2 separate regions of the Homo sapiens genome follow, and region 1 is linked to region 2. The links are chromatin loops, found by intact Hi-C in ENCODE. Cell type or tissue: sigmoid colon. All regions are shown on one strand. Links, peaks and the distances in the headings refer to the core of each region. The heading gives the core; the rest is flanking DNA.

Region 1 (15,809 bases), core at 4,937-12,936, 94 kb after region 2:
TGACAGCGAGACTCTGTCTCAAAAAAAAAAAAAAAAAAAAAAACTAGGAATACAGCTAACCAGGGAAGTGAAAGATCGCTACAAGGAGAACTACAAAACACTGCTCAAAGAAATCAGAGATGACACAACGAATGAAGAAATATTCCATACTCGTGGATAGGAAGAATCAATATCGTTAAAGTGTGCATACTGCCCAAAGTAATTTACAGATTCAATGCTATTCCTATTAAACTACCAATGACATTCTTCACAGTACTATTAATAGAAAAAACTATTTTAAAATTCATATGGAACCAAAAAAGAGCCTGAATAGCCTAAGCAAAAAGAACAAAGCTGGAGGCATCACACTATCTGATTTCAAACTATACTACAGGGCTACAGTAACCAAATGGGCATGGTACTGAACAAAAACAGACACATAGACCAATGGAACAGAATAGAGAGCCCAGAAATAAGGCCACACACCTACAACTATCTTATCTTCAACAAAGCTGACAAAAACAAGCAATGGGGAAAGGACTCCCTATTCAATAAACAGTGCTGGGATAACTGGCTAGCTATATGCAGAAGATTGAAACTGGACACCTTCCTTATGCCATATACAAAAATTAACCCAAGATGGACTAAAGACTTAAGTGTAAAATCCAAAACTATAAAAACCCTGGAAGATGACCTAAGCAATACCATTCTGGACATAGGAATGGGCAAAGATTTCATGACGAACACACCAAAGCAATTGCAACAAAAGCAAAAATTGACAAATGGGATGTAATTAAACTAAAGAGCTTCTACACAGCAAAGGAAACTATCAACTAAGTGAACAGACAACCTACAGAATGGGATGATATATTTGCAAACTATGCATCTGACAAAGGCCTAAAATCCAGCATCCATAAGGAACTTAAATAAATTTACGAGAAAAAACACACAACCCCATTAAAAAGTGGGCAAAGGACATGAACAGACACTTTTCAGAAGACATACATGAGGCCAGCAAACACATGAAAAAAAGCTCAACATCATGATCATTAGAGAAATGCAAATCAAAAACACAGTGAGATAGCATCTCACACCAGTCAGAATGGCTATTATTTAAAAGTCAAAAAATAACACATGCTGGTGAGGTTGCAGAGAAAAAGGAACACATACACCATTGGTGGGAGTGTAAGTTAGTTCAACCATTGTGGAAAACAGTGTCGCAATTCCTCAAAGACCTAAAAACAGAAATATCATTCGACCCAGCAATCCCATTACTGGTTATACACCCAAAGGAATATAAATCGTTCTATCATAAAGACACATGCACGCTTATGTTCATTGCAGTACTACTGCAGCTATTCACAGCTATTCACTATTGCAGCTATTCACAATAGCAAAGACATGAAATCAACCTCAATGCCCATCAATAGTAGACTGGATAAAGGAAATGTGGTACATATATACTGTGGAATATTATGCAACTATAAAAAATGAGATCATGGCCTTTGCAGCAACATGGATGGAGCTGGGGGCCATTATCCTTAGCAAACTAATGCAGAAACAGAAAACCAAACACCACGTGTTTTCACTTACAAGTGGGAACTAAATGATGAGAACACATGGACACATTGAGGGGAACAATACACACTGAGGCCTATCAGATGGCGGAGGGTGGGAGTAGGGAGAGGATCAGGAAAAATAACTAAGAGGTAGTAGCTTTAATACCTGGTGACAAAATAATCTGTACAAGAAGCCCCATGACACAAGTTTACCTATATAACAAACCTGCACATGTATCCCTGAACTTAAAATAAAAGTTAAAAATAAATATACAGTAGTTGAGATTTTATTTTAAATCTATTTTATATGCTCTTTTCTAGCCTTTAATGTGAAATCATATTCAGTTGCCATATTAGAATATAAATATCCTTCTCATAATTATACTAGACATATCATAATTATTACCTAATTGCCTCATTATTATATTTAGGCTTCTTTGTGTTTTTTCAAGAATAAATAGTGCAATGTTTAGCAATTCTGGGCACAAACCTTTTTTTTTCCTGAATTTTGGGTTATTTCTTTGCAATATATTCCCAGAAACAACATTTCTGCATTCCAGAAACAAACATTTTAAGGTACCTAGTGAATATTGACAAATTGCTTGTATTGCCAAATATTGCCAAAATATTTGTAGCTGTTTATATTCTTACTAGCAATATATATAAATACCCATTTCACTACATGTTTGTCAGCAATAAGAATTCTCATTTAAAAACAATGAAAAGCAAAATTAAATCTTTATACAGTCTTACATTAAACTGCATTTCTGAATGGCCATGAAGCTGCATGTTTTAAAGTATTTATTAAATGCTGTTTCCCCTCCATGACTTTTTTATTGATTGTGCCTTTATCCCTTGCATATTGCTTTCTTAAATAGAATAACATCTCGCCTATTCCATTTAGAGTGACCAACTTTTTCAGTTTGTTTATTTTTATTCTTAGCTTATTGGAGGTTTAAATTACGATGAAGTAAGAACTGTAATTTCTTTCATAATGTTTAAACTTAGGGCTTCCTTCTACGCTTATTTCTTATCCTGCAGAAAACTGATAAATGTTCACTCATTTTATCTAGTTTTTCTATAGTTAATTTTGTTTTTAGCTACTCAATCCATCTTACACTTATTTTTGGTTACAGTCCTCTGTGAAGATTTAAATGGATTTCCAAATAGCTAACCAGTTGTATCCAAGGCATTTGTTGAAAGATCCTTCTCTACCTCATTGATTCCCATGCAGTCTCTCCTACATCGAATACCAATAAACAGACATGAATTGAACTGTAGGGGTCAATTCTCTAACTATTCCTTTGATAGATGAGAAAGCTGACAGCTAGAGTGTTAAGTGACCTGCCTGTCACTCAGCTGGTCAGAACAAAGGAGGGCTCCACCAAGCTTGTGTGCCCCCAGCTCTTTCCTTGGCCTTGCTCTCTTGGCCTCTCCACCTGATCTCCTCTTCCTCTCCCAGAGGCTGCACAACGTTACCCTGCATTACAGACCAGCCTGTCCGGCCGCTGGTTAAAGACCCGCAGGGAGGATGGAAGCTGCGCCTGAGAGCTCCTGCAAGTTCATTTGTGCCAACGTATTCCCAGGTGGGAATGAGGGGAGCCAGGTGGATGCCAAGCCCACTTCCCGGGCCTTACGTTTCCCATTCAAACATGGGAGACGTGCTCTTGATACACATAAGGGCATTGATAGTTTACAAATCTACCTATAGGGCAGTTTCTGCAGGAGGAACAAAAGCAGAGAGGGGGAGCAGCCATTTAGATTCTTCTAAAGGGATACATTACCTGTTACAGATTAGGGAATGGAAGGCCTATGATGGTAGGGAATTGTAATTATCTTCTTAACCCATTTATGCTGGAGAGTATAATTTTTTGAATTTTTGCATGAGTGAAAAATCAGACCTTGGTGATGACCTTGAGCAGGAGGATATAAATAATTCCCACATGCTTAGCGTTCCAATAATGGAACACTAAGTTCCATAAGTGGGTTAATGGTTATAACTCAAGTGCCAGAACAGGAATGTGTGCAGCAGTAGAGGGTGTAACGAGGCCTCTAGAGGCCCCGAGACCACCTTCCTTTGACAAAACTACGGCCTCTGACATGGGGTTGTGGGTGGCAGTCAGTGACTCGTTTCTTGCAGTGGTAATAGGAGAGTCCTCTCTCCAACCCAGACATTTGCTTGATTCATGGTTATTTTGGGTAAAAGTAAATAAAAGTTTCACGTTGCGAATTCCCAAACTTTGGGGAATTCCTTCATAAACTAGATGAATTCTGTGTGTCTTGAATTCTGCTTTTGCTTTTAGGTTATGAGCTCCTTCAGGGTCAAATATATTATAAATGAATTAGAAAAAATTGTGAACAATTATAAATGAATAAATAGAAAATAATTATAAAATCTGAAAAGGAAGATTCAGCAATTTTGCTTCTTCTAGAATTCTTTGAAAATACAATTGGACAGGCACAGAAGCTCACGCCTATAGTCCCAGCACTCTGTAAGGCCAAGGCGGGAGATCTCTTGAGCCCAGGAGTTGGAGATTGGTCTCGGCAACATGGTGACAAAAAATACAAAAATAAGCTGGTCATGGTGGTGCACATCTGTGGTCCCAGTCACTCAGAAGGCTGAGGTGGGAGGATCACCTGAGCCTGGGAGGTTGAGGCTGCAGTGAGCCAAGATCACGCCACTGCATTCCAGCCTGGGTGACACAGTGAGACTCTGTCTCAAAAATAAAGAAAATACAATTAAGTCAGAACAGAACGACTTAGGAGGGTCAGGAAAAACAATGAGGAAGTGTGTTTAGTGACACAAAGATGCTTACAATACAGAGTCTACAAAAATGTATATGAGTCTGGGAGCTGTGGCTCACGTCTGTAATCCCAGCACTTTGAGAGGCCAAGGCAGGCAGATCATGAGGTCAGGAGATCGAGACCATCCTGGCCAATACGGTGAAACCCCGTCTCTACTAAAAGTACAAAAATTAGCTGGCATGGTGGTGGGCACCTGTAATCCCAGCTACTCAGGAGGCTGAGGCAGGAGAATCTCTTGAACCCCGGAGGTGGAGGTTGCAGTGAGCCAAGATTAAGCCACTGCACTCCAGCCTGGGTAACAGAGCTAGACTCCAACTCAAAAAAAAAGAAAAAAAAATGTATATGATATGATCCAACTTTTTTTAATTTTTTTTTTTTGAGACGGAGTCTTGCGCTGTTGCCCAGGCTGGAGTGCAGTGGCGCAATCTCTGCTCACTGCAAGCTCCACCTCCCAGGTTCACGCCATTCTCCTGCCTCAGCCTCCCGAGTAGCTGGGACTACAGGCACCCGCCACCATGCCCAGCTAATTTTTTGTATTTTTAGTAGAGACGGGGTTTCACGGTGTTAGCCAGTATGGTCTCGATCTCCTGACCTCTTGCTCCCCCCACCTCAGCCTCCCAAAGTGCTGGGATTACAGGCATGAGCCACCGCACCCAGCCAATATGATCCAACTTTTAAAAGGCAAAAATAATATGTATCTCTCTACTTAAATTTTAAAAATTATAAATATTTTATTTGTAATATAAATAAATATATTGCACCCCCCAAGATTGAAATTCATGTTTCCTTCTATGTTTTTATTCTTTTACTGTATTATTTAACATATGTATTCACAAACAATGTGCAATTTATAATGTCTGAATCCTTTCGTGAGCTCCTTTCTACATTCAACACTGCGATTTTGAAATGTTACATATCTAGTTTTAGTTATTTTAATTGCAAAGAGTATTGCTTTGGATGACTACCCCAAAATTAATCTATTCCCATACTGGCGGACATTCACATTACTCCCAATTTGTTTTCAGTGCTACAGACAATGCAGTAATGAACACTGGACTTGGAACTGCTGCCTCATTCTGACATGCACACCTCTGATTTTACTATATATTAACAAATTGCTTTTTAAAATGGTTGGACAATTCACACTTCAGGTGGATGTTTGGGGTTAGTGAGATAATAGGAAATACTCATTTTCTTCTTTATGCTTCTCTGTATTTTCTAATTATTCTATCAAAAGTATTAACCACTTGGTCAATATATTTAACTTTTTTTAAAAAAAGAAAAACTTTTCTACTGCATTTTTTAAGATCACATGAGTATGTTAACATATGTCACTTGATATTGAAAAAGCTCTGTGACTTACTAGTGGACCCATTGTACAGCTAAGAAAATAGAGGCTCAGGGAAGTCATGACTTATTTTCTTTGGTCACTAACCTGCTCAGGTCCCTACCTTCTCTGATCCTCAGCTTCTTCCTGTCATTCACATCAGCCTAACTGATAACACTATTGAGGGCATAAAGTAAGATGAACAATTAGAAATACTAAAACATATTAAGTGATTCATATACATATATACGTTTAGAGGCAACTCGTTCAGCGAATATTTATAGAGCCTCTACCGCGTGGCCCTGGTGATCTTTTCTCACGGCCATGTTCTTTATGTCCTTTCACTCCTCTGCTTACAGTAAGAAATAACTAAGTATTGGGAAATCGAGGAGAAAATGCCTTCTTACAAACCCTCCAGCTTCCATTCCACTCAGTCCTTCTCATGGAAAGCAGCATGGGTTAGCAAATCCTTAGATTTACTGAGGCTACTTACAACTTCTTCTGTTAATCCTTGGTTCTAAGCTTTAACATTCATTTAATTCTCAAAGATCTGTAAATACCGACTCAATTTAGAGAACAAACATGGATTCAATACTAAAAGCCAGTGTGTTTGGGTTTCACATCATTGTCTTCAAAGGACTTCCTGGTTTCTAAGAAAGCAAATCCTGGCAAGGCTGGAGAGCTCCAGAAATCCAGCGCCTGGGCTCACAAAAGCCAGCCCTGACTTCGCGAAGAAAAAGCCTCAAACTGCAGAACACACCCGGCAAGCTGTTCTTATCGTTCCGAGGCCATTGCAGAGCCAGATACGGTTACACAGCCCTTCTGAAGCAAAGATACACTAAGTCTAGACAGGCCCTGGTTCCCTGTGATAAACTCCAGATCATCACCACCACAGGGCCCTGCTCCCAGCTACTTCATCTTTCCCTGTAATACCTCACACATCCAGTTCTCCTTCATTAGCTCTATGATAATGGCTTGACGTAGGTCCAAAGAGCAAAGGAACTTGGATTTGAAAGTCCGAGACCCCTCTGCAAAATACCATTGCTTCTTTCGCTTCAGAAAAGATTTTGGGAAGTGAATGAAACACATCCAGCTGTAGTTCTTCTGATGTTAGAATTACCATATGACCCAGAAACTCTACTCCTAGGAATCTACTCAGGAGAAATGAAAACACACATCCACACAAAATCTTGTACACCCACGTTCACGGCAGCGTTGCTCTCGATAGCCAAAGGCCGAAACAGCCCCAGTGTTCATCAACTGATGCGTGGATAAATACAATACAGTATATCCATAAAATGGAATATTCTCCAGCCACAAGAAAGAATAAATTAATTACTGATACATGCTACAACATGAATGAACCTCAAAAACATGTTATATGAAAGAAACCCGTCACAAAACACCACATATGGTACGATTCGGTTTATATGAAAGGTTCGGACTAGGCCAATGCATGGAGACAGAAAGTGAACTTGTGGTTGTCTAGGGCTGGAGGGGGCAGGATGGGGGAGTGACTGCTGATATGTACGGTTTCTCTCTGAGGTGCTAAAAATGCTCTCAAAGTAGATAGTGGTGATGGTCGCACAACCATGAATATACAAAAAGCCATTGCACTGCACACTTGCAATGGGTGAATTTTATGGTATATAAATTATATCTCAATAAAGCTGTATGTAAAAACAAAGAAAAAAACACTGGCCCCACAGAAGACAAAACATAAGCAGAGTCAGCCTTCAGTCCACACAGCCATGTCAACACATAGAGGGACATGCTGTTTAGATGAAGGAAATGAGCTGCAGAAAGGAGTCAGGGAGTTTCAGCCTGCAGGAAAAAGCCACTCCACCCTCACCCAGGCAGAGCAAGGTGTCCAGGCGAGGCCGGTTGGCAGGATGTTACTGCCCACCACAGCACTTGCAGGAAGTAAAACAGATCCCCCTCAACTGAAATGATCTCGGAGACTGGTCCTTAAGTAGGACTGGCCCTTACCCTGGATCCTGAGTATAGGCAATGGGCAAAGCTGGAAGGATACGAAAACCTGGCTAACACCCTAAGTTTCCCAGGCAAGAGGAAATCAACCCCAGGCACGCATGGTGACGGCAGCGACCGCCACCATCTAGAAGAATTAGGCTTTGTGCCTAAGATTGGGGAAAAGTCTTCGGTGGATCAAATATTTTGTTCTCCTTCCTGTGAGGCTGCTTTGAAAAGCTGAGATTAAACACTCTGCTGATGTTCCTCACCACCAGCGCTGCTCTCTGCCGTGTGTCATGGATGAACACATTTGCTGTGTTCACATGAAATGTGGGGAGAAGTTCCAGGGCTGAAATACGTGACAGACATGACACTCGTGCTATGAAACCAGCTTCCTCTGATAGCCACACAGCGGAGCTGACACGTCCTCCCTGAAGCAGGCTCGGGAGGCAGAGACGGCGTCTGATGGCTCCCCCGGTCCCTGCAGCCTGTACACAGTCGACACTGACAAAGAGCGTTCCCGAAAGAAATCTGGTGGATTGCCAAAAGCTTCATTAATTAATGAAATCAGTGGGGAGATAAATAATTGAAGGGAAAGAAATGGGTTCATCAGTTTGGCAACACTGAAATTTTCATGCATTCTGCCTAGGAGACGAATAAGCCCACAAGACAGGCATCAAGAATGGATGTGCCTTTTCTCCAGTTTTAGGTCTGGGAGAGTTTCCACTTTCCCAAAAGTCAGCCTTTGGCATCACGTTGGAGACGCCTGTTGCGAGCTCCCTGCAGACCAGCCACCTTAGCCAGTGGGCGTGGAGGCAGAGGTCTTCACTTTTCCTCTAAGTCCTTACTAAGAATTTTCCTGTGCCCTAAATGAGATGTTGGAGATGGGGGGAAAGTGGCAATGAAAACAGCACTTGTTTCTAACATGAACTTTGGATCAGGATAAAAGTAGTAAACTTAAAATTAGATGAATGCTAAAATGTTCCAAATATCCATCACCCGGTGAATAAAGAAGCAAGAGATGGTACAGCCACAGGACGGAAGACCACTAACAAGAAGGAACCAGTCCCGGCTCCATGCATGCCACGGGTGGATCTCAAGCATATTATGCTAAATGAACAGAGCCAGACACAGAACAATACATAGTGAATTATCCCACTCATAGGCAATACCTATCAAAGGCCAAATTACAGACACAGAAACTGGATCACTGATTGTCTGAGCTACAGACACATGTGAGGATGGATCCTGTGGGCATGAGGAGACTTTTGGGATGAGAGAGGCGTTCTAAGCTGGATTTTGGTGATGGTTACACAACGCCAAATTTACCAAAACTCATTGAACTATACACTTAAAATGGGTGAATTTATGGTATGTAAATTATATCTTAGTAATGCCATTAAAAAATTAAATGAAGACAGAAGTTTTTAAAACTGCTGAAATCCAACATCAAAAAAATGATCAAAGGGTTCTTGAAATATGAGAAGTCAATTTAAATTAATTTTCTTCATGGAAATTAAAAAGGAATGTGGACAAGAAGGAGAAAGAGAAGAAAAAAAAAGGAAAGACAGCGTTAGTCCCACCTTCTATTTCATATGGAAGTGAATACAAGCTTATTCTGTTGTTCCATTAGCTATGAACCCATCTGGTCCCAATCCCCAGGTCACCATCATATACACAAGGATGTGGTGACGCAGTCTGTCAAATGTTTACTTTACAGGATCACCCTTGCTCTGGCACTTTCTCAACTGACTCACCCAGTAACGGTACCAATGAAATAAGTGAGGTTAACTCAACATGATTTAGTTTTGGCGCACACATCCTGGCTCCATGGGATCATTTATTACTTCCTACGTTAAAACACTTGGAAGGAAAAAACTCCTGCGTGCCAGAATGAAAGTTCTAGTATTTACACTTCTCAACTTTTAAAAACAAGGAATTTTACTTATCTCCAGTCTTATGACACTTTTTTTCCTCCATGAGACCTCAAAGACTGAGAGTGGCAGTTCAGAGATGAAAACTCTACGTCCATTGTCTTCCCTAAAAAGTGACTTCCCTTGGCTGCAATAACGGAAGTAACTCAAAATGACTGCACTCCCATCTTCAGGCTGTTCTATCCTTTCCCATTTGAAAACAAATTTCCTGCAAACGGGTTGGCAGATTCTCCAAATACCTGAGAGTATCCAACAACCATTTTTAGACTTTTGTTTTGTACAAAGTTATCTTCTCTGAATCTATAAACTTTTCCACCTCTTGGTGGAAATTTTCAAATGTATATTTATGTTCATGTCTTGAATCATAAGACAAGCAAAATACAGAAAGAAAAAACACAACTAAAATTGACACAAGAGAGCAATAACCTCTCACAGTCCTAGAAAACAGGAGAGTTCTCTTATCTGGGGCAACTTCAGCTTTGGACTTCACCACCTATATATGTTGGGAGATGGTTCTTATTTCTCCTCCCCACCCCACTCCCCGCAAAAAACACAGAAACACCATCCACAGAGAGTCATTACTCAAGCTAGGTTGTAGCAAGACTTGGTTGAAAGTTTAATCACATGGCTAGATGTGAAAGACTTGGGGACTATTTTACCACAAGCATTTAATTTTTTTTTTTTTTTGGAGAATGAGTCTCACTCTATCGCCCAGGCTGGAAGTGCAGTGGCACAATCTAGGCTCACTGCAACCCCCACTCCCAGGTTCAAGAGATTCTCATGCCTCAGCCTCCCAAGTAGCTGGGATTACAGGCGCCCGCCACCAGGCCCAGCTAATTTTTTGTATTTTTAGTAGAGACAGGGTTTCATCATACAGGCAAGGCTGGTATCAAACTCCTGACCTCAAGTGATCCTCCCGCCTCAGCCTCCCAAAGTGCTGGGATTACAGGTGTGAGCCACGGTACCCGGCCTTAAATTCTTTTCAATTGACAAATAAAAATTGTACATATTTATGGTGTACAACATAATGTTATGATATACGTTTACACCGTGAAATGATTAAATGAAGCTCGCTAACGTATCGATCACTTCCCATACTTATTTTTCTTATGATGAGAAAGTTTAAAATCTATTCTTTTAGTAATGTTTAAATACACATTATTCTTAGTTATGGTCACAATGCCATGTAACAGACCTCTGCACCCCTGAAGCTTTAACAGCACCAATCATCCTTTCTATACTGAGATAGTCCTAATATGACCTTGGCTGTCCGCAGCGCGTATGCTTTGAGTTGCTGGTGATCACGGACTTTTGTAGAGCCACCCGGTCTTTTGCAGGGCGGTCTGGAGTTGGTTGAGTCTAGAGTTAGTGAGTTTTCACACATGTGCCACACTACCAGCACGTGTGAAAACTCACTAACTCTATACTCAATGCAGGAAAGGCTACAGCATTTGCCAGGCCTGGTCAAAATGAGAATGTGGGGTTCCTTCTTCAAAAACTATCAAGAATTTCAACAAGGGAGAGCAGAGCCTTACCCCAACTGTGGGGTCCCAGGTCACCGCACAGTTCACATGCCCAGGAGGACTCTCTGGCTGAGTGGCACCTTGAGCTTACCAACAGGGCAACTCCTCAAATGTGACCAAGGAAGAGAGTTAAGAACTGCCGAAAGAAAATGAAAGTCTTCCGGACAGGGGTCCACTTTTTACAATGTCAGCACCTAGCTCCATGGTATCTATGTGCACGCTGCACCCCCAGGGCCGAGTCGTAAGTTCACCATTGAGTCACATCCTGGTTCTTGCTTCCCTTCTCAGACCCATCCAGGAGTTGCACTGGAGGAAACTTCCATTCACCTGGCGCTATACGTGTTTGGGGCTGGGGAGTCTCTGGAAGTGAACTGCGTGCCACTATAACAAGCCAAGAACAGCATGTGGGGACAGGGCTTTAACAAAAGCACAGTGGGATCCAGCAGCCTCTCACTGCTTCAGGCTTCAGTGAACTGCTAGGAAGACGGAGGGGCCATTACTCCCACCGCACATGGGAGTGTCCTCTTCCTCTTAGCCCTTTCCATAGGCGATGCCTTTCATTCCTGCAGACAGCGTTTATGAAAGAACCAGCCTGGGGAATGAACACTGACCAGTCCCAAGGAGCTTGTCAAACTGCAGGAAAGCAAGATAAGAAATTCAAGTTGTAGAGTCCAAGACTAACTGCTACTCTCTTGGAATGTGCAGCGTGGTTTGAAAATAAAAAGCCAGGCCTGGCACAGTGGCTCACACCTGTAATCTCAGCACTTTGGGAGGCTGAGGCAGGCGGATCACTTGAGGTCAGATGTTTGAGTTCAGCCTGGCCAACATGGTGAAACCCCATCTCTACTAAAAATTAACCAGGCGTGGTGGCACACACCTGTAGTCCTAGCTACTCAGGAGGCTGAGGCAGGCAGGAGAATCACTTGAACCTGGGAGGCGGAGGTTGCAGTGAGCCAAGATTGTGCCACCGCACTCCAGCCTGGGCCACAAAAGGAGACTACGTCTCAAAAAAAAAAAAAAAAAAAAAAAAAAACAGGATTCAGCCTGGGCAACATGGCAAAACTCCCTCTCTACACAAAATACAAACATTAGCTGGGTGTGGTGGTGTGCACCCATAGTCCCAGCTACTTGGGGAGGGCTGAGGCAGGTGGCTCACTTGAGCCAGGGAGGTCAAGGTTGAAGTGAGCTGTGTTTGAGCCACTGCATTCCGGCCTGGGTGACAAAGTGAGAGCCTGTCTCAAAAAAAAGAAAAAATAAATAAACGTCAGGGTTAGGACACCTGATTTCACCAGGCAGGGCCATGAGGAGGTCAGGAAATCTCCTTAGAGGAGTGCACACTGAACCACGTCTTCGCCTTCTAGAATTTCCTGAGCAGGGCTCACTCTGGTGCTCCGAGCTCGTGTATTCCGTTCCACCTGCCTGATGCCCTTCCCTCCCCCTTTTCTCCCACTGTTGACTTGCCAAACATGTGTTTATCCTTCCAACCCCTGCTTAAGCCAGCTCCTTCTCCTCCCTGCCTCCCGCTGAACAGTCAGGTGCATCTTTCCCTGTTTCTCATGGCCCCTTCTCTATTAGCCATGAAGCTCACTGTCACAGAATGTGGCCACTTACTGACTGCACGAGTCCATGAGACAAACAACAGAAAAGACCCGGCACAGTCCTGGGCCACATGACGTTGACAAGTGCTATTTCCCTTCGTGTGTATATCTGCCATCCCACGAAGCAGGCTTCCTCAGGAGCTGAGTGTCTTTCACCATCATATCCACAGCTCCCAGCACAGACCTGGCATGAGAGGTGGTTAATAAATATCCATAGAATGAATGAACTGAATGGTCAGTCACATTCACCACACTGCTCCAGGGAAACGCCCGGCTCACGGCTGACTCATGATGGGACCTGTCAGAGGGACGTAGCTGCTACCCTGAGACCGGGTAAGGCATCATCATTAACAAAGCCAACGGAGGGATATTTTACCTTCCACAAATCCAGCTAATCATGTAGTGTTTGTAAGCTACATTTGACATGGGACAAGTCAGTAATTGAGCTCTACCTCTTTTCTAGGAATACATGTTTGTAAGGGGGTTTCCTCCACCTGGTTTTGCCCTCTTTATTCCTTTTCTCTTTCTTTATGAGTGGACCTTCGGCTTCTGACTGCATTTTCCTAGCACAGAGCTGTGAATGCTGCATATCCAAAGAGGCTGGAGAGTGAACAGGCATTGACCTTCACACCTGGGTAGGGGCTCCTGGGCCAGAGACCCAGTTTGCCTGTATGAGCTGTGCAGCCCTGGGAAGACTGCTGACCCCCAGGCTCCCCATCTGTGAAATGGAGATAAGAAGAGTTCCTAGTCGAGGGCTGGTGGTGAGGATTATCCGTAGACCTTTGCCTGGTACATCATCTTAAATGTCGCTGTGGTCATCATTATCATCACTGTGCCATCACCACAGCCTGGGCCCTGGCTCTGGGTTTCTTTTTTTTCAAAGTCACCCTCTTCTGGCTAGCCACCCTCCTTCTATCCTGAGGTTCCAGTCCTCTCAGCCCATAATCATTTATAGAACTTAAAAAAAAATGAGCCTGAATTGGTTGGTCCAAGGTGGGGCCCAGGAAGTCCTTTTTAAAATGCTTCCTAGGTGATCCTCATGTGCAGGCAATGTTGAGAACATGGGTTAGACTCTGCTGCCAGGACCTGAAAAGCGTGATGGAGCTGCAGCCATGGTGGCCAGCTGCCGCGTCTGTCCCTGCCACACAGGGGCTACTTCCCACTGCTGTGTGTGAGCTCCCCAAACCCCAAACTCTTCCACAGCTGGCTCTATACTAGCTCATTCCTTTTTTTTTTCCCCCTCCTCATTATTCTCTCATAGCAAATAAAACTTGGTTTGCTTGTCCCTGGGCAAAGTCCCCAGCCTAGAGTTCCTCCTTCCACATCTTATTGTAAAAACACAGGCTTACTGGGGCTCTTAGGGGCTGAGTTCTCCCCTTCTGACCCACTGCAAGCTCTACCCCACTTCTTCCTTTGCTCAGAAGGTTTGGGTCCGATTATTCTTCAGTCCCACGGGGGAGTGAGACCCTCATAGTGAGGGGCACCCTTTGGGTAGCTTCTTGGGACTTGAACTGGTACATTTCACACGCCTCTTTTGTTTTGAGTTCAAAAGATAACTCCAGTGAAAAAAACCTCTAGGAGAACATGAGGATAACGTCATAAACAGTGCTGATGAAAGATGCCAGCGAGCCGTGAGAGCTGAGGTGGCCAGTCCTTGTCTGCAGGGAATGACCGAGGAAGAGAGGCCAGGAGGAGCAAAGCAAGCCCTGGGCTATTCCAGAGAAAGCGAGGGAAGGCCCACCAAGGCGAGTGACCAGAGGCAGAAGAGACAGACCCAAGCCACCCTCCATCCACCCATCAGACCATCAGAAGAGACAGAGAAGGAAAAAGAGCAAAGGCAGACATATTCTCGGCGGCGGTGGGCGGGGTGTTTCTCACACCTGCCTGCCCCACCCCACCCCACCACCAAGATTCCCAGCCACCTTGGATGCTTAAGGAAGGTGCATTTCCCCCGGTGAGGAAAGCTATATAGAAGCTGCTGAAGACCAGGCTCTCTTTAAAAAGACAAACAACAGGCTGGGCGCAGTAGTTCATGCCTGTAGTCCCAGCCTGGCCAACATGGTGAAACCCTGTCTCTACTAAAAATACAAAAAATTAGCTGGGTGTGGTGGCGGGCACCTGTAATCCCAGTTACTGGGGAGGCTCAGGCAGGAGAATTGCTTGAATCCGGGAGGCAGAAGTTGCAGTGAGCCAAGATCATGCCACTGCACTCTGGCCTGGACAACAGAGCGAGACTCTCTCGAAAAACAAAAACAAACAAGAAAAAGACAACAGTTCAGCCATTGGGGAAGACAGAAGGAATGGAAAGCAGGAGATAAGTCCTAATGTGGCAAAAATTGGAATGAATATAAATAATTAAAAGAATTAGGCACATTTAAAATATCTCTCTGGTCCTCTCCCCCGACCTCCTCTCAAACTTTAACCCTATTATTCCTCTAGAGATGGAGTCCAAATGAGGATTTCAGTGACCCCCACAACATCTTCATTACATCATCTGGTCTTAAGTAACTTCCAGATTTCCACATGATTTGGGGGGCTGTGATGGGAAGTTTCTGCACATTTTGAAACAATGGGAAGTCTTTTCACCCTAAAAGAAAATTCAGGAAAATTTCAGGAAAGGCAAGAATATGAAATGCAAGTCCATGTAATTCTGTTACAATATTTAGTAAAATCACAGTGTGCTCAGGCATTGCTAGCTCTGTGGCTTTGGGAGGGTTAGTTAACCTCTCTGTGCCTCAGTTTCAAATTAGATTAGAGAAAATAATTGGCAACCCACAGGGCTGGGGGCAAGCTGAAATGAGGTGTTATACAAAGCAGACAGCTTCTAGTAAGTGCTGCGTAACACATGTTGATTACAAAGTACATAAATGATCACCTTATAAGGTGTAATATGATAAGTGACCATTTGGGAAGAATATGATTGGAAAGTGACCTTCTTTCTCCCTATATTTACTATCTCAGGGCGTCAAAGACACCCTCCATACAACAAGTTACCAAACCCTCCTGGCTTTCAGACCTGTGCCTCTTCTGGGCCTCCCCTCCCAGAGCTGCAGGATGCTCAGCCTCTCTCTGCTTCCTGCCACGCCAGCCCACCTCATTCCTCTGTGGTCTAG
Region 2 (15,809 bases), core at 3,319-11,318:
TTCTGCTGGGGAAAAGCACTCTCAGGGATATTTCCCGTTCACAATTCTATCTTGCAAGATCCTAGTGGGTCCTAGTGGTTGGCCTCTGATGACCTGCTGCTAAATGGAAACGACAACTTTGACAGTGATGCGGCTTATCTAGACCCGTAGATGGTCACCTGGGATGGGAGTCTCTATCTCCATCCCTCTTAGATCACCAAAAATGTTTAGATATCCCACGGTAGACATGTCACGTGGGTTATGGTGTGTACCAGATCTTGTATAACACTAGAGAGGAGTCAGCAAGCTACTGCCCTCGGGACAAGCCTGCTCCTCTGCCTGCTTTTGTAAGTGACGTCCTGTGGCCACACAGCCTCTTGTCCATGTGCCTATTGTCTGCAGCTGCCTTCACGCTACACACAGGAGTGTTTTTTGACAGACACGCTGTGGTCCACAAAACCTAAAATATTCATTCTCTGGCCCATTCCAGATGACATTTAGAGCCACTAAATTTAGAGCCACTAATTAGAGCCTAATTTAGAGCCACTAAAACTTGTTTTCTATGACTGTGTAATGGCTAGGCAATGGTTTACTGTATAATACTAAATTTTTAAAAGATCTGGAACAAAGGTGAGTCTATAGCATTATTATGACTTTATGAAAAAAGTAAAGCAGAGAAAAACAACAGTAGTTGTTGCTGGGCTGTTGGGAACAGGCCCCCAAAATCTGGCCATAAACTGGCCCCAAAACTGGCCATAAACAAAATCTCTGCAGCACTGTGACATGTTCATGATGGCCATAACACCCACACTGGAAGGTTGTGGGTTTACCAGAATGAGGGCAAGGAACACCTAGCCTGCCCAGGGCGGAAAACCGCTTAAAGGTGTTCTTAAACCACAAACAATAGCATGAGCAATCTGTGCCTTAAGGACATGCTCCTGCTGCAGTTAACTAGCCCAACCTATTCCTTTAATTCACCCCATCCCTTCGTTTCCCATAAGGGATACTTTCAGTTAATTTAATATCTATAGAAACAATGCTAATGACTGGCTTGCTGTTAATAAATACGTGGGTAAATCTCTGTTCAAGACTCTCAGCTCTGAAGGCTGTGAGACCCCTGATTTCCCACTTCACATCTCTATATTTCTGTGTGTCTTTAATTCCTCTAGCACCGCTGGGTTAGGGTCTGCCTGACCAAGCTGGTCTCAGCACTGGGCAGTCATTTACAAGTGATTTTTATTTTGTTAGATTTTCCAGTTTTTTATTGTAAACATATTTCACAGTATCCCTGTAACAATGTCACTTTTAAGAAGGGGCTGACATCAGCATGCTTTCGCCATCTGCTTTGGGAATATAAGTGAGGCTCTGGGTCAGAAACAGTTTTGTTTTGTTTTGAGACAGAGTTTTGCTCTTGTCGCACAGGCTGGAGTGCAATGGCACAATCTTGGCTCACTGCAACCTCCGCCTCCCAGGTTCAAGTGATTCTCCTGTCTCAGCCTCCTGAGTAGCTGGGATTACAGGTGCCCATCACCATGCCTGGCTAATTTTAGTATTTTTTGTAGACACAGGGTCTTACCATGTTGGCCAGGCTAGTCTCTAACTGCTGACCTCAGGTGATCTGCCTGCCTCGGCCTCCCAAAGTGCTGGGGTAACAGGTGTTTTTGATGATCAAAGGGAAAAGAAGAGACATAACTTTCTTTATACTGGCTTAATCCATCTTTCAGCCTTAAAATTTTGGATGTTATCAATATGTCTAGGTTTTGATGTTAACTATGTTTGGTAAGAAACATGTTAAAATATTAAGGTAGAAGCTTTTACTTCTTCAAACTGAAGAAATGTCACTCAATTCTCTTTCCCTGGCAGGGCTGCATGAAAAGCTCTGGAATGAGACAGTCCTGTTTCTAACCAGGCTCTACCACGACCCAGCTGTGTAACTGTGCTCAAGACACCCAATCCTTCTGAGCTTCTGTTTCCCCTCTGTGTGATGAGGAAGACAACACATATTCCCTGGTGTCCCTGTAAAGACTGAATAATGTATGGAAACATCTACAAAAGCACAAAGTTGAGACTCTGACATGGGCGTTCAATAACTTGTAGCTATTATTTTCATCCCAGAGCAAGCAGTATCTGAACACCTCCTTATTCAACCCATTTTCTCTGCCATGCTTTAGCGTAATAGTAACAACAATAGATTACATTTATTTAAGCACAACTGAAGAGTCACTGTGCACAGACAGTTGCCCAAGTTAACTCACTTATGACAAAGAGACTAGAAACTGCTATTAAGACATACTGACAGTTCCCCCGGCAAAAGGTTCAATAGGCTATAACTATCATGGCTTTCCCAGGCCACTCAGAGGCTTCCATGTGTGATGCCAACAGCTTTCAGAGAGAATGTACAAGAAAATATACTAATTTCATCAATTCTGGATTTATTTCACAGGTCAACGTGAAAGGATTTACTGATGAGTTAGATGTATCAACAGATCTGTCTAGATACAAGCATATTTAGACAATCTAAAATTTTCACGTGGAGTAAACCACTATGGAGAGAGAGAGTGAAAGAGAGAGTTGTCTTAGGGCAGGTGCTTGGAGCTAATCTAGTTGAGCGACCCATCCTGAGGCTCCCCACAGCTCAGGGAAGCAGCCAGCCCCATGACCTGGTCTGCATCTCTGGCAAGTGGGCCAGCCCTTGCAGAGACCCTGGACGTTGGGAAGAGCTGACGCAGAGAGGGCCTGAGACCCAGTACTCTGACCCTGACCTTCAGAAGCTCTACAGCCTCTGGGGTGAAAAGGGATCGGAATGAGGCCATTCTAGTTAAGGTTTTCTCCAAAATGGCTACTCATCAAGGCTTCAGATGAAGATTCCAAACCCCGGTGCTGCGAGCAGCATGGCTGGGAGCAGCAGGGTATCCTGCTCCTGCACCGCCTCCACCCCCACTAACACCAGCAAGGAACCCCTCAGGGGCTGAGGCTCTATGGCCAGCTTTGTTTGCAAACGTCCAGTCATTCATGAAGGTTTCCCAGTAGGGTTACCAGTTAGTCAAGTGAGCCAAGGTCATTTATTTCTACTAAATATATAAAATGAGGTATCTTAAGTGGAACTTCAAAAACAGGTGAGATGTTCCTTAACAATAAAGCAGGCTAAACAGCCTGCCTTTGAGTCCTTTGACTGTTTTCTTGACTACCAGCTGGAGCCACTGTAGCAAATGTTTCAGTTCCCTGGAGCCAAGACAAGCCATCCAGCCCTATCACTCCAGGGTCCCCACAAGTCTCCCCATAGCACAGCCTCCATTCTGATGTATGGTGCATAAGCGCATCAGATTGGAATCTTCAACCCAAGGCTGCTCTGTCTGTGCAAAGGTATTGATTAAGAAGCCCCCTATGCCAGGCATTATGCAGGTGCCGAGAACTCAATGCTGGTTATGATTACCTGTGGCCTTGAGGTGCCCAGAGTCTAGTGGGAAGGGAGAAGCAGAAAGCTTTCAGTTTCTGTGTTCCACTTCTGCCACTAAACTCTGCCAGTAAGTTGTTGTACAGACCCCTTCTGGCAAGAAAGGTGTGTGCAAGAGAGGATGGTATGGGCCTGGAATCTCTGAAATCTGTCCCTAGTTATAGCAAAATGCAGAAAAGACTGGAGCTCAAAATAATGAATCAGTTTGTGTGCACGCGTGCGTGTGTGTGTGTGTTCATCAAAAGGTGAGAGACTCCATTCTCTTTTTTTTGAGACGAAGTTTCACTCTTGTTGCCCAGGCTGGAGTGCAGTGGCACAATCTCAGCTCACTGCAATCTCTGCCTCCCGGGTTCAAGCGATTCTCCTGCCTCAGCCTCCGGAGTAGCTGGGATTACAGGCACCTGCCACCGTGCCTGGCTAATTTTTTGTATTGTTAGTAGAGACGGGGTTTCACCATGTTGGCTAGTCTGGTCTCGAACTCCTGACCTTCAGGTCTCCCAAAGTGCTGGGATGGGATTACAGGTGTGAGCCACCAAACCTGGCTTTTCTTTTTTTTTTCTTTTTTTGAGATGGAGTCTTGCTCTGTTGCCCAGGCTGGAGTGCAGTGGTGCAATCTCAGCTCACTGCAACCTCCGCCTCCAGGGTTCAAGCGATTCTCCCACCTCAGCCTGTGGAGTAGCTGGGATTACAGACACCTGCCACCACACCCAGCTAATTTTTTTTTTTTTTTTTTTTTTTTTTTTTGTATTTTTAGTACAGACGAGGTTTCAACATGTTGGCCAGGTTGGTCTCAAATTCCTGACCTCAGGTGATCCACCCGCCTCGGCCTCCCAAAGTGCTGGGATTAGACTCCATTCTTGCCAACTGCAGTAGCACAAGTGTGCCTGGCCTTGCTCACATTGCATTCCTTTCTCTTGCTTTCTGCCTTCTCTGATGCTGAGAGGAAAATGGTGTAGACCTTACACTGCCAGAAAAATCTCAAGAGAGTCTCAAAACAAAATGTATGCTGTTCCACAATTAGTCACAGCTGCAGGGGAAATGCATAAAGCAAACATTAAATGAAAGCACTCTCTAAGAATTCACCTCAGACTGGAATTAGAGACTTTATCCACGTGGGACAGAGTACGCGGGGTTCTTGCACTCCTGACTGGCCTCCTCCAGCCAACTTCCCTCTGTTTACCAGGCCCCAAACTATTCTGGGTTTGACAGGCATGCAGATGTGCGGAGAGGAGAAGAGGACCGTGCAGGCTTGAAGCAGCAGGATACTGATCACTACTGGCTCTGCTTTGAGGGGTCACGGTCACGGCTGTCAGGACACAAAGATGGGAGAGGAGCTCCCTGCACAAAGCCCTTGTCCACCCTGCCTGGACACAGGTCCTCAAGGCCCCTTCCCAGTTTCTCTTCTGAACGGACAGCCCAGCCCTTGTGGGATGGCGTTAGCCCCGCAGATGGGAAGGCAGAGCAGAGGCGTTACAGGGGTAGGTGGGAAAACAGGACGTCCCCAGGGCAGAAAGTAATAGGAGCGATTGGCCTCGCCCAGCACCCCAGCACCCTATAGATAATAGGTGCTTGCTAAACAGTTGCAGGAAGCACAGGCAGATGGGGCATCAGAGGGCCCTAAGCACAGAGCACGAAAGGGGGACAGTTCATGGGATGATACCAAGTCGGTGTACAGCAGACAGCACAGGCTGTGACCGTTTGCTGAGGGCTGCGCACAGAGGAGGAGGAAGCCCCAAGCTTTCAACAACCCTGGCTTTATGAGCGGTGGGATCAGACTCTGGCTTGTTAAAGACACTGCCAGAGGATCCTGGTCAACAAAGAAGAAGACCCCGGTGTGTCCAACGTGGGACCGGACTTTTACAGATGAGCATGCGCTCCCACCTCCAGGATGGTAGTCGGTATGAACCCGCGGTGCAGCCATAGTCCCGTGAGCTGCCCACTTCCTGCCCTGGCCAGTGGTTCGCCTGCTACCTCGGTCGTCACCATTATCGGGTTCCTCATCCATGTGATTCCAGATCCCAGCACACTTGCCAAACCCAGTGAATGGTAAGAGGCAGAGGGTGGCGTCCCAGCCCATTCCTAGTGCAAGGTCTGTGCCTGCAGAGCTGATGAATTCACATGGTGGCGGGCAGCACTGGGTATCTGCCATAGGCTCAGGTGATGCCAGCAGTGAGCAGGGTGCAAGACCACCCTACAGAGCTGACAAAACCATGGCGGTGGGCATATCTGCTGAAAATACCCCTCCATATCTGGAAACTTCTAACTTCTCTTCAGCCAAAGAGCCCTTGACAAGTGCATGTGTATGAAGAAGCTGGGGTAAAGGCGGTGAAATAATGCTGTGTTGCATGAACACGGTCTCCTAGAGAAACCACACACAATCAACACTCACTGGACACGTATTTTGAAGGTATATCAATTGCTATCGTTGTCATGATCGAAAATCCTTCGTTTAAAGAGGCAGCACAGGGCTTTATGGGCGCCCTCACGCACAGGCACTCTGCCTAGGAGGGATAATGCCACTCTCCTCCTCTCACCTTTCTCTGTGCAAAGAAATGCAATGCTGCTATTTTTCATTTGTTTTATTTATTGATTTATGTTTATAGAGACAGAGATCTCACTGTGTTGCCCAGACTGGTCTCAAATTCCTGGCTTCAAGCCATCCTCCCATCTTGGCCTTCCAAACCACTGGAATTACAGGCATGAGCCACTGTGCCAGGCCAGAAATGCAACATCTCAATCTGTGTTCAGGCCCAGCTGTATTACATATTTACTAAGAGGGCAAGGGAAGGTCTCAGACCAAATGTCATGTCACCGTGGGGTGGGCAGCCGCCAAGGGGCCCTGTGATCCTGGCCTCCTGGCACCCACGCCCCTGCACACCCTACCCCACATCCCTGGGGCACGGGCGGTGCTTACTGATCCACTTCCAACCAACAGTATGGATAGAAAGGATGGGAGGTCTCTCCCGGGTCCCGGTTACAGAAGCTTCATGGCTCCTGCCCCGGGCGCCCGCTCTCTCTCTCTTGCATGGCTCAACCTCAGGGGTGCAGTTGCCATATTCCGGGAAACACTGTGTTTTAAAACAAGCCTGTGTGGCGAGGGATGGAGGCCGGGCAGCAAACCCGTGAGCAAGCTTGGAGGCAGATCACACACAAGCCCCTCCCGAGAGACCCTGCCAGATCCCCCGCTCAGCTGCACCTGGATTCCTGACCACATAGGCAGGGGACCTTTATGACACGCTTGTTGTTTTAAGCCGCTATGTTTTGGGTCTCATCACGCTGCCATGGATAACTAATCCACATGGCTTCTTTAAGGATCTGAAGACAAATATCCCAGTTGGCCCGGCAGATAAATATTGATAATATAATAATAGCTGCTGCTCATGGTGTGCTTGCCAGGGCCTGGCGCTACCCAGACACTGAACGATCATGCTCTTATGCAACCAGCCGGGACCTGCTAAGGGAAAAAGATAAGCAAATGGGGACGTGAAGCCTCAGGAACCTGACCTGCGCTTGCACACCACGGTTTGTTGGGCACCTTAGTGACCTGTGCCCCAGCTGACTGCGTGTCACTCTCATCTCCAGGGAGGCAAGGTTCAGCGTGTGACTCCAAGATCAACCAAAGCCTTCAGAGCCCTGGCACATGCCAGGAAGCACTGGCTCCCAGGAGAACCAGAGCCTCTGGGGACAGGCACTGCAATGAGCAGTGGCCTCATGGGATCTTGAGTACATTTAAAAGGTTGAAAGCCTCTTTGTTAAAAAGACAATTCCATTACTTTCCCCAAAAAGACCAATTTTACATTTAAAAATGCCACCTTCGTGAATTTCTGCAAATTTCATTGACTTCAATTTAAACTCATTTCCTCTTGGACTGTGATAGGTGAGGATGAAAAATGCCTGGTCAGGAACCTTCTTCTGTTCCTTTCCTCTTTAAAAAGCAAATTCCACAGACTCCAGAAGGATCCCAACATCATGTGTTATTTAAGAAAAAACAGAGAGATGAATGAGGTTGTTTTTTTTTTCTGAAGGTCATTAAAGACAAAAGATGTTGCTGAACAATGAATATAAGGCAATGCCGTTCTTTACCCCCTTCCAGGGTGGCAGAGATGAGCACCAGCCATCTCACCCACCGTCATGGGCCACAGCTCTCCAGTAGATGGCAAAGCTGTTCCCTGTGACATGGGGAGGGGGTTCCCTGGGAGGGTACAGGCTGGCAGCTCCCATCCGCCCCAGCCAGTGCCTGCCATGTGCCTGCCCCACTCAGTCCTCTCCTGGCACCTGCTCTCTCTAGCTCCTTGCTTTGTGAGAATGTGCATAACAATGGCACTGGCTGTTTCTGTGGTGTTTGGAGAAGAGAGGACTCAGGGCTTAAGGAAGCACTTTAGCAAGAATCCAGAAAACCCAAGGCCCCCACTGAGCAAGGCTCCCAAACTTCCAGTGAGAAGAGAAGAGGCATCGCCCTGGCCCCAGGCTCCCAGACCTGCCTATTTCACCTGTAAGTGGAGCCCCCGAAGACTCTAATCCTAAGCACAGTCTCCACCATCAGTGGCAGGGCGCAGACCCCCTTACACACAGCATTAGTTGTTTGGGTGTTCACAGTAATGAGTGAAGTCCTATAAATAGAATATCACCGATGAAATCAAGGGGAGGTGCGGTCCCTATGCTGCAGGTGGGATGGGCGTGCTGTTGACTTGCTTTCCCGCCATCAGCGCTCCCGCCCTTATGCTCAGAGTTGTAAAGTGATCATGGATTCGGAAGCCTTTGGGAGCAAAACCCTAAACGGTGCTGAGATTAAATTCCCGCTCCGTGAATGTCTCTTCCCGTCTGGGGGCTATGTCCTCTCTCTGGACCTGGGTCCCTCCCTGCATGTGTTGTGGGGCTCACCTTCTCCCTCATCTGTGCCTGTCCCCGTGCCTGCTAGTGCTGGGCATCTGGGTGCTTCTCCAGCATCTCTGTGCATGACCCTGCTCTGCCAGCTCCTGCAACTCCATCCCCAACCCCATGAAGGTGCGGGTGACTTGCACCCCTCGAATGAGGCCTTTGCACATCACGAGCCAGGAAGGTATTAGAAGCCTGGTCCTTACTGCAGCTGGTCTGGGTCGTTTTAGGATGGTCAGGGTCCTGTTTCTGGAGCAGGTCTTGGGCCCCAGGGCCCCTGCTTTTGTGCCCCCAACATCTTCCAGGGGAAAGAGCAGAAGCTTTGAAAGCAGACTTAGGAGCTATTGTCCTCGGGCAAATCACTCAGCCAAACTGAGGCTCTGGGGGTTTATTTATAAAATGTGGATAATAATATCCTAAGGATTAGAAATTACGGAAATAAGGTGAACAGCACACGGAGTGAGCTCGTGGGTGTAATGCCACCAAGGGGCAAGCAGGGATTGGAAGGCACCCCCAAGTTCAATGGGCCTTCTGCTCTACCTCAGAGACTCCTGGTCCACGAATTATGAATGTTTGCACATTCTAAGCATGAACACTACCAGAAAGTACTTACAAAGCCTGGAAAATCACCAGCTGCCTCTAAACTACAGTTTGAATTCCAGGAGACGCTGGCACCTCAGAAAGCCTAGCTGTAAAGGTGGTAAGACAGGTGACCTGACAGTCAAGATGCACCGGCTCCCCATACCCTTCCTCCTGGGCAGGAGAAGAACCCTGCCATTCACCCCTGGTATCCATGACGGGGTTAGGACCATGACATTCTAAGGGGCGATCTCTCATCAGAGAGAATAAATCCACAAAGCTGTAACTCAGATCTCTGCCCAAGTTCTCCACATCAGAGAATGATAGTTACTAGAATGTTTGCTCTTGTTCCTAGAAATATATTTGCACACACACACACGTGTACACACAAGAAGATATCAAGTTAGCACTGGGAGAATAAATAGGAAAACAAAAGGAGAAAACAGTGGGCAGGAGGCTATCTTCATCTGCCTCCAGGAACCAGACCCGTCTAGTTCCCTATGTCCTCCATGGCCTGATAGCCTCTGTCTCCAATCTTCTATATTCTAAACACCACGATTTTGTCTTCAGGGGCTACCAAAAAGCAAGGTGATTTCAGCAGCCCCCGTATCTGTTCTACAGGGCATTGTTCCCAGGTGCAAAACCTGATCTCTAAGTTCTGGTGCAAACTCTTAGGACCTTTCCTAGCCCCAGACCAATGTACACTGTGTACACTGTGATTCCTACGGAATACCTGAGTACCGCAGATGACTCTGATTCAGCTATGTGACACAGGCTCAACCGCTACACGCTGCAGTGTGTTGAAGACGACAAAAGTCAACTGAAGAGACCCAGTTCCAAAGGCATGCAAGCTACGTGCAAGAGGTCAAACTAGTTGGGAAAAAAAAAAAACAGAATTTCAGAATAATTCTGAATTTTGCAGTTCACTCTCTCACTTATGGACTCAAAGTTCTTAAGCCTTCAACGATCAAAATGCAGAGGTGATGTCTGCCTGTTAGCCAAGGAGGCAGTAGAGCATGGAATTAAGAAATATGGATGGGAGTGAAATCCAAATCTAATTACAGCTGTGTGACTCTGAGCCGAATATTAAGCTCTATATAACTTAGTTTTTAAAAAATGGAGTGTGGCACATCATCTATTCATGTTGCTGTAAGGATTAAATAAATGAATCATATGTAAAATGGCCGGCAGGTAGCAATTGTTGAGTACCTCTTATGATTGCCCATAAGAAGCTGTTAAGACTGACTCCCAGCAAGAATAAAAAGCAGTTTATTAGGACCATTTCATCAAGTAGAAACTCTGTTGATTCTTCTGCAAGTTCTGAATGACCAGGAGCAAAAAGACAAGTGGTGGGGCTGAACCAGAGAAATGTGTGAGGCAGGGGGGAATGCACTTCTGACTTACCCCTAACAGCCCAAAGCGTTCGGACAGGCTCCAGCCACACAGAAAGTCAATTTCAAACTTGTGGTTGAGAACCACGATGGCATTTTCCTTCCCATACTTGAGGTAGGCGCGCGGGTCCGTGAAGATGGTGCATTCCGTGCCCGACCACCACTCCAGCAGCATCACCAGCTCTGGAACAAACCACAACAGACAGATGTTTACTACATGCAGCCTTGTCCTGGGAGCCCTGCTGAGAGCAGGGCTCTGCCCTCCCAGCTAGGGGAGAAAGCAACTTCTACGGGCAAAGTTCTGGATCGTTGCAGCACAGACCTTGGTCCTTGAAAGGGTTCAGAAGCGGAAGGAAACACGAGAAAGACTTCACAACATTCTCCAGGGAAGAAGAGAAGGATACTTGGAGAAGGTAAATGACTTACTCCTTGATTAAGTATCTTGGGGGAAAATAAATCAGAAAGCCAGAATCCGTCAAGAATTCATGCCCTTGTGTTTACAGAGCTCTGAAAGGCAGCGTGAGATGAGGTATAGAATTCTTAATATCCTGGAAAATGACTAATTGGGATACTTATAAACTCCATCAAAGAATATTAAATACCCAACTTTCCTCTCCCATTTCTGACACTTGAGGGCAGGGGAAGAATGGAGAACGGCAGATCCAGCCGCAGGAGCCCCAGCACCTGCAGGGCAGCGGGAGTGAGAGTCAGCCCACAGCAGGTCTGAAGAGAACTATTGAAATAGTCTTTGTAGGGGCTTGTGAAAAGAAAAAGATTCTTTCTTCAGGCAATCATGACCACTTGCAGTTTATTCTTCAGTGATGCCTCCCATCCAGGGAACCTATTCCCAATCTGGCAGGCTCAGGAAAAGCCTCTAGGGTAGAAACTGTCCAGAAAAACAGTTGAATGTGGGTGATGGACTTTGAAATGGACTCTTGAAGTTGACGGTGTTCAGTAGGGGTGGGCGCCTGAGTGCTCTGCGAGGGTTGTGCCTCCTCCCCCTTTCTTTTGAGATGGAGTCTTGCTCTGTCACCCAGGCTAAGTGTAGTGGTGTGATCACGGCTCACTGCAGCCTCAACCTCCCAGGCTCAAGTGATCCTCCTACCTCAGCCTCCTGAGTAGCTGGGACTACAGGTGTGCACCACCATGCCCAGCTAATTTTTTTGTATTTTTTGTAAAGACGCAGTTTTGCCATGCTGCCTACTGGGTAGACTCCTGGGTTCAAGCAATCCTCCTACCTCAGCCTCCTAAAGTGCTGGGATTACAGGCGTGAGCCACTGCACTGGGCCATGTGCCCCCCATTTTTAATCACTCGTTAGTGAAGCATGCATGCAGCAGAGGACTCACTCCCTCCCCACCCCATCCCTACCCTACAGGCAGGTGGATTTGGCCTTGACTCCAGTAAGCCTAGTGTTGTAGCTCAAGCGGCTGTCCTTGGAAACTTTTCTCCTCCAGGCTGGAAGCTGGAGGCTTGATGTGGAGCACCAGAGCCCTCTAGAAGGCATCACAGTCCAGTTTTTACGCAGTGAGCACTGCGGGACTTTGGACAAATTAACCTCCTAACACGACAGTGCCTTCATCTTTGGAATGGGGTTGCCCCAAAGGGTTCTGTGAACATAAAGCACCTAACACATAGTATGTGCTCAGCGTAGAGCACATTGTAAGTTCCCAGCAAACTGAAGCTATCAGTCTCCTTAAAAACGACGAAAACCACTCCCCTTCCTTCTCCAGAAATGAACAATAAAAAGTGTCTACCTATTTCTAGGAACTGAGAAAATATCAAGCTCCCATTCAGTTGTCCCACCAGGCCATAGCATTGCTGGAACCAGAAGCACAAGTCAAGGAATAGTGACGCATCCTGGGAGTTGGTTGTGGGGGCAGGAAGGCGGTGGTGGGGTGGGGGGCTAGGGTAACAACATGCAGCCTGGCAGGGCAGCCTGACAAAGGGACAGAGGGACAATTTGTTACCATGGGGCACGAAGATGCCTGTAGTGCTGGGCTGAGTTTTTCCAAGCCCGAGGATGGGAAGGATCAATCTACTCCATTACTGGCCAAAGGCCACAGATAAGCACCAAAGCACAACTCCACAGGGAGTCAGGGAGACAAAGCTGATGCTTCCAAGAGACTCACATTTCGTTTGTGTCACAGGCCAAATGCCTCTCTGTGGGACTCCTTCCTGCCTAAGGCCACTCTCACCGCCCCCTACCCCACTCACATGTTCCCCAGTACCCTCCACAGCCCTATCACAGCTGTGACCACAGCGTGAGGTTCTCTCCCCTACTATAGAGCACGGGCGCCACGAGACAGCAACTGTACTGTTTGGTTCACCCCGACCTTAGCCTCGACTCCAAGACTCAGCAAGAGCCTGGCACATGGATGCTTTCAACAAATGCCGCGTGATTACCTAATGCGTTCAAGCACTCTGCGAGATACAGGAGATGATTAAACATTAGATCAGATCCTGGCACCCCTCCAGCTTACTGTCCAGGGAAAAGACAGCTACACAACCACAAAACAACATGACAGGGAAAGGAGAAAGGCCTGCTAATAGGATGGCTGCTGAATATTGTCTTCATGGATTTGGGAGTCAGACACATCCAGGCTCCGATCCCGGTGGAGCCACTTACTAGTTGTGAGACTTCTGGCATGTTTCTCAATGTCCCCCTTCTCTGTAAAGTAGGGACAGGTAAATGCCGTTAGAGATGCTGTGGATATTAAATAAGAGCATGGACTCAAGGCACCTAGCATGACATGGGGCATAGCAGGCAATCAATAAATGGACAGCTTTTTAATTACTATTATATGCCTGATAATTTTATCACACACAAAGGCTCTGTGACCACTGAAGGGGAGAGGAAGGGTGGGGAGGAGACAGAGGCAGATGGAGAGAAACCCAGAGAGAGAACATCACAGAGACTTCTGGGTTACCAGAGTAAGGAGTTATGATTTATGATTTCATTCTAAAGGCAATATAAAAACCACTGGAGCATTTTTAAATAGACACACACCAACATCCAATTTGCATCTGAAAAAAAAATCACTCTGATTGAAACAAGAACAGACTGGAATAGGGAGGCCAGTTAGCGGGTGACTACATCAGCACAGCGAGAGGGGATGGTGCTGGGACCAGGTGGGGGAAGACCAAATTTCCCACTCACCTCAGCAGGCTGCTCACTAGACAACTAAACTCTGAACCTCACTGGATAAAAGAGCTTGATTTCCCTTTTTTGTTTTTTCCTTTCTTTTTTTTGAGATGGTGTGTCACTCTGTCATCCAGGCTGGAGTGCAGTGGCCCAATCATACATAGCTCACCGCAGCCTCAACCTCCTGGGTTCAAGCAATCCTTCCACCTTGGCCTCCCAAAGTGCTGGGATTATAGGCATGAGCCACCACGACTAGCCCATTTTCTTAATCAAATGATTTCACTTCTTTTTTAATTCACAGAAACACATTTATACAGTCACATTGTAAAATGATTCAAACAACCCAGAAGTATGTACAAGAAAATATAAAATTCCTCTAACTAGCTTCAGGATGTGTTACGCTGGCCTGGACTACATTTCCCAAACTTCCCTTTCTTGTATATTTCTGGTTAGAGGGCACCACAAGAGACACTCTTGGGAGGTTTGCAAGGTGGAAAGGAAATACCACCATTTTGTAGGTCACACATGTTTTTGCTGATCTGCTGATTCACGTCTTCAGCACAAAGCAGCGGCTAGGCCTGCTACTGCTCCTCCTTCCCCTGGATCCCCGCCAGCTTCTCTGAATCCCAGGCCAGGTGGTTGTATTTTGCTCTGTGACCAAGATCCCAGCTTCTGCAGGACATCCACACCATCAATGCCAGATGCAAAAGAACTGATGCAAGTTTTAGCCCATTCTCATGAGGCTCCCGCTTGTGCTTGGTGGTTCCAACATCTTGATCTCTCCCAGTTTATATCCATCGCCCCTTCCTGACCGCCTGCCCTGTGGACTGCAAGCTCCAGCATCACATGCAGATACAACTTCCCTACAGAGACTGCTAAACAAGCCCCCACAGCTGAATAAGGCCAATGAGATGATGTCTACATATCTCCCAGTGGTTTAGCTTCTTATTGAACCCTGACCGAGAGACACTTCCTCTTTACCGCCCCAACCTCCCTCCCTTCTCCAAGGTTAACCATTATGAACAGTTTGGAAAATAGTCTTATAGTTTTTTCCCCTAGGCATTTATACACATGCGCGTGCACACGTGCGCGCGCGCACACACACACACACACACACACACACACACACATACACATATACTCAAAAAGCTTTGCCTTTAGTTGAATGGCTTACCAGCTGATGTTTTAGTTGGATGTTCTTATGTAAATATACTGCACATGACTTACAAATATCTCCATGAATTTAGGTTTCATTTCCTCTCCTGTGTGGTTGCTTTCAATGCTATCAGCCAGAGCCTTCTCTCTACAGCTGCACAGCCAGCTCCACCTGGCAGCCCCTTCTTGTGCTGAAGAGCCCTACAGGAGCTGCTTCCATTTGAGGTGGGATGTCTGTCATTCAAATTAGATGCCTCTTTTTACCATCATGCATCAAATGCCAGGGCTTTCTAACTGCTCAGGGCTCAGGGCATGCAGCATTTCAAGTACGTTCAGCCTGTCCTTCCACTCTCACCATCAGTTCACAGTGGCTGCAGATCTTGGAATTGCTCCATCTCGTTCTCTTCCCACAAGATTCTGTCCCTGTACGCTCACTCCATGGAAAGGGCAGTGTCACCTCCTTTCAAAGGACATATTATTTAGAACCTCCAATTTAACTCAGAAAGTTACCAGTGGGCACCTGAGCAATCCATCCCGACCAGAAGCTATCAGCAGGTGCTGCACAACAGAGATGCTTGTGAGAAAGCAGGGCTTTCTGTTGTTTAGTTAAGGGAAAATCACCTGTTGAGAGTTTCAGGTTGCAATCCTGTAACTAGCGTTACAATGCCAGGAGCCCTACGAGGGTAAATCTAAGAGAAGCAAAGATAAGGTATTTGCTGTTTGTCTTAGTCCATTTTATGCTGCTGTAACAGAATAGTTGAGACTGGGCAATTTACAAAGAACAGAGATTTATTTCTTATAGTTCTGGAGGCTGGGAAGTCCAAAGTCAAGAGGGCTGCATCTGGCAAGGTCCTTCTTGCTGTGTCATCCCATAGGGGAAGGCAGAAGGCAGAAGGGCAAGCAAGCATGTACTCAAGTGAGAGAAATAAGGGAAAGCGGCTGAACTCATCCACTTAGCAGGAACCCACTGACCCACTCCTGAAATAATGGCATTAACAAGGGCAAAGCCCTCATGACCTAATCACCTCTTAAAGGCCCCACATCTCAACACTGTTGCATTGGGAATTAAATTTCCAGCCGCACATGGTGGCTCATGCCTGTAATTCCAGCACTTTGGAAGGCCAAGGCAGGCAGATCACAAGGTCAGGAGATCGAGACCATCCTGGCTAACACAGTGAAACCCTGTCTCTACTAAAAATACAAAAAAAAAAAAAAAAATTAGCTGGGCGTGGT

The links. A loop is a pair of places that touch in the nucleus more often than their neighbours do. Peaks named below come from ENCODE experiments on the same cell type or tissue, not always from the same donor. Only the 100,000 strongest peaks of a DNase experiment are listed, where the experiment ranks them.
Region 1: a loop joins it to region 2, with 2.2 times the contacts of the local background. A loop is called at or near these places in 2 of 110 quality-filtered maps.

The regions. Positions count from the first base shown.
Region 1 is chr6:161,248,552-161,264,360 of GRCh38, forward strand. The region is part of intron 1 of AGPAT4 (1-acylglycerol-3-phosphate O-acyltransferase 4); the gene reads right to left. Among named protein-coding and RNA genes, the nearest start is that of AGPAT4, 18 kb to the right of the region's middle. In sigmoid colon, for the core only: no CTCF peak of the experiment used is centred there; a DNase peak (open chromatin) is centred at 9,380; H3K4me3 peaks cover 821 bases.
Region 2 is chr6:161,155,957-161,171,765 of GRCh38, forward strand. It overlaps AGPAT4 (1-acylglycerol-3-phosphate O-acyltransferase 4), which reads right to left. Exons shown (of 9, transcript NM_020133.3): 3 at 10,292-10,461. AGPAT4-IT1 (AGPAT4 intronic transcript 1) reads right to left here and starts at 6,026. Exons shown (of 1, transcript NR_024277.1): 1 at 4,158-6,026. RefSeq lists enhancers at 2,321-2,822, 2,823-3,322, 4,728-5,286, 5,974-6,474, 9,897-10,606 and 3 more. In sigmoid colon, for the core only: no CTCF peak of the experiment used is centred there; no DNase peak of the experiment used is centred there.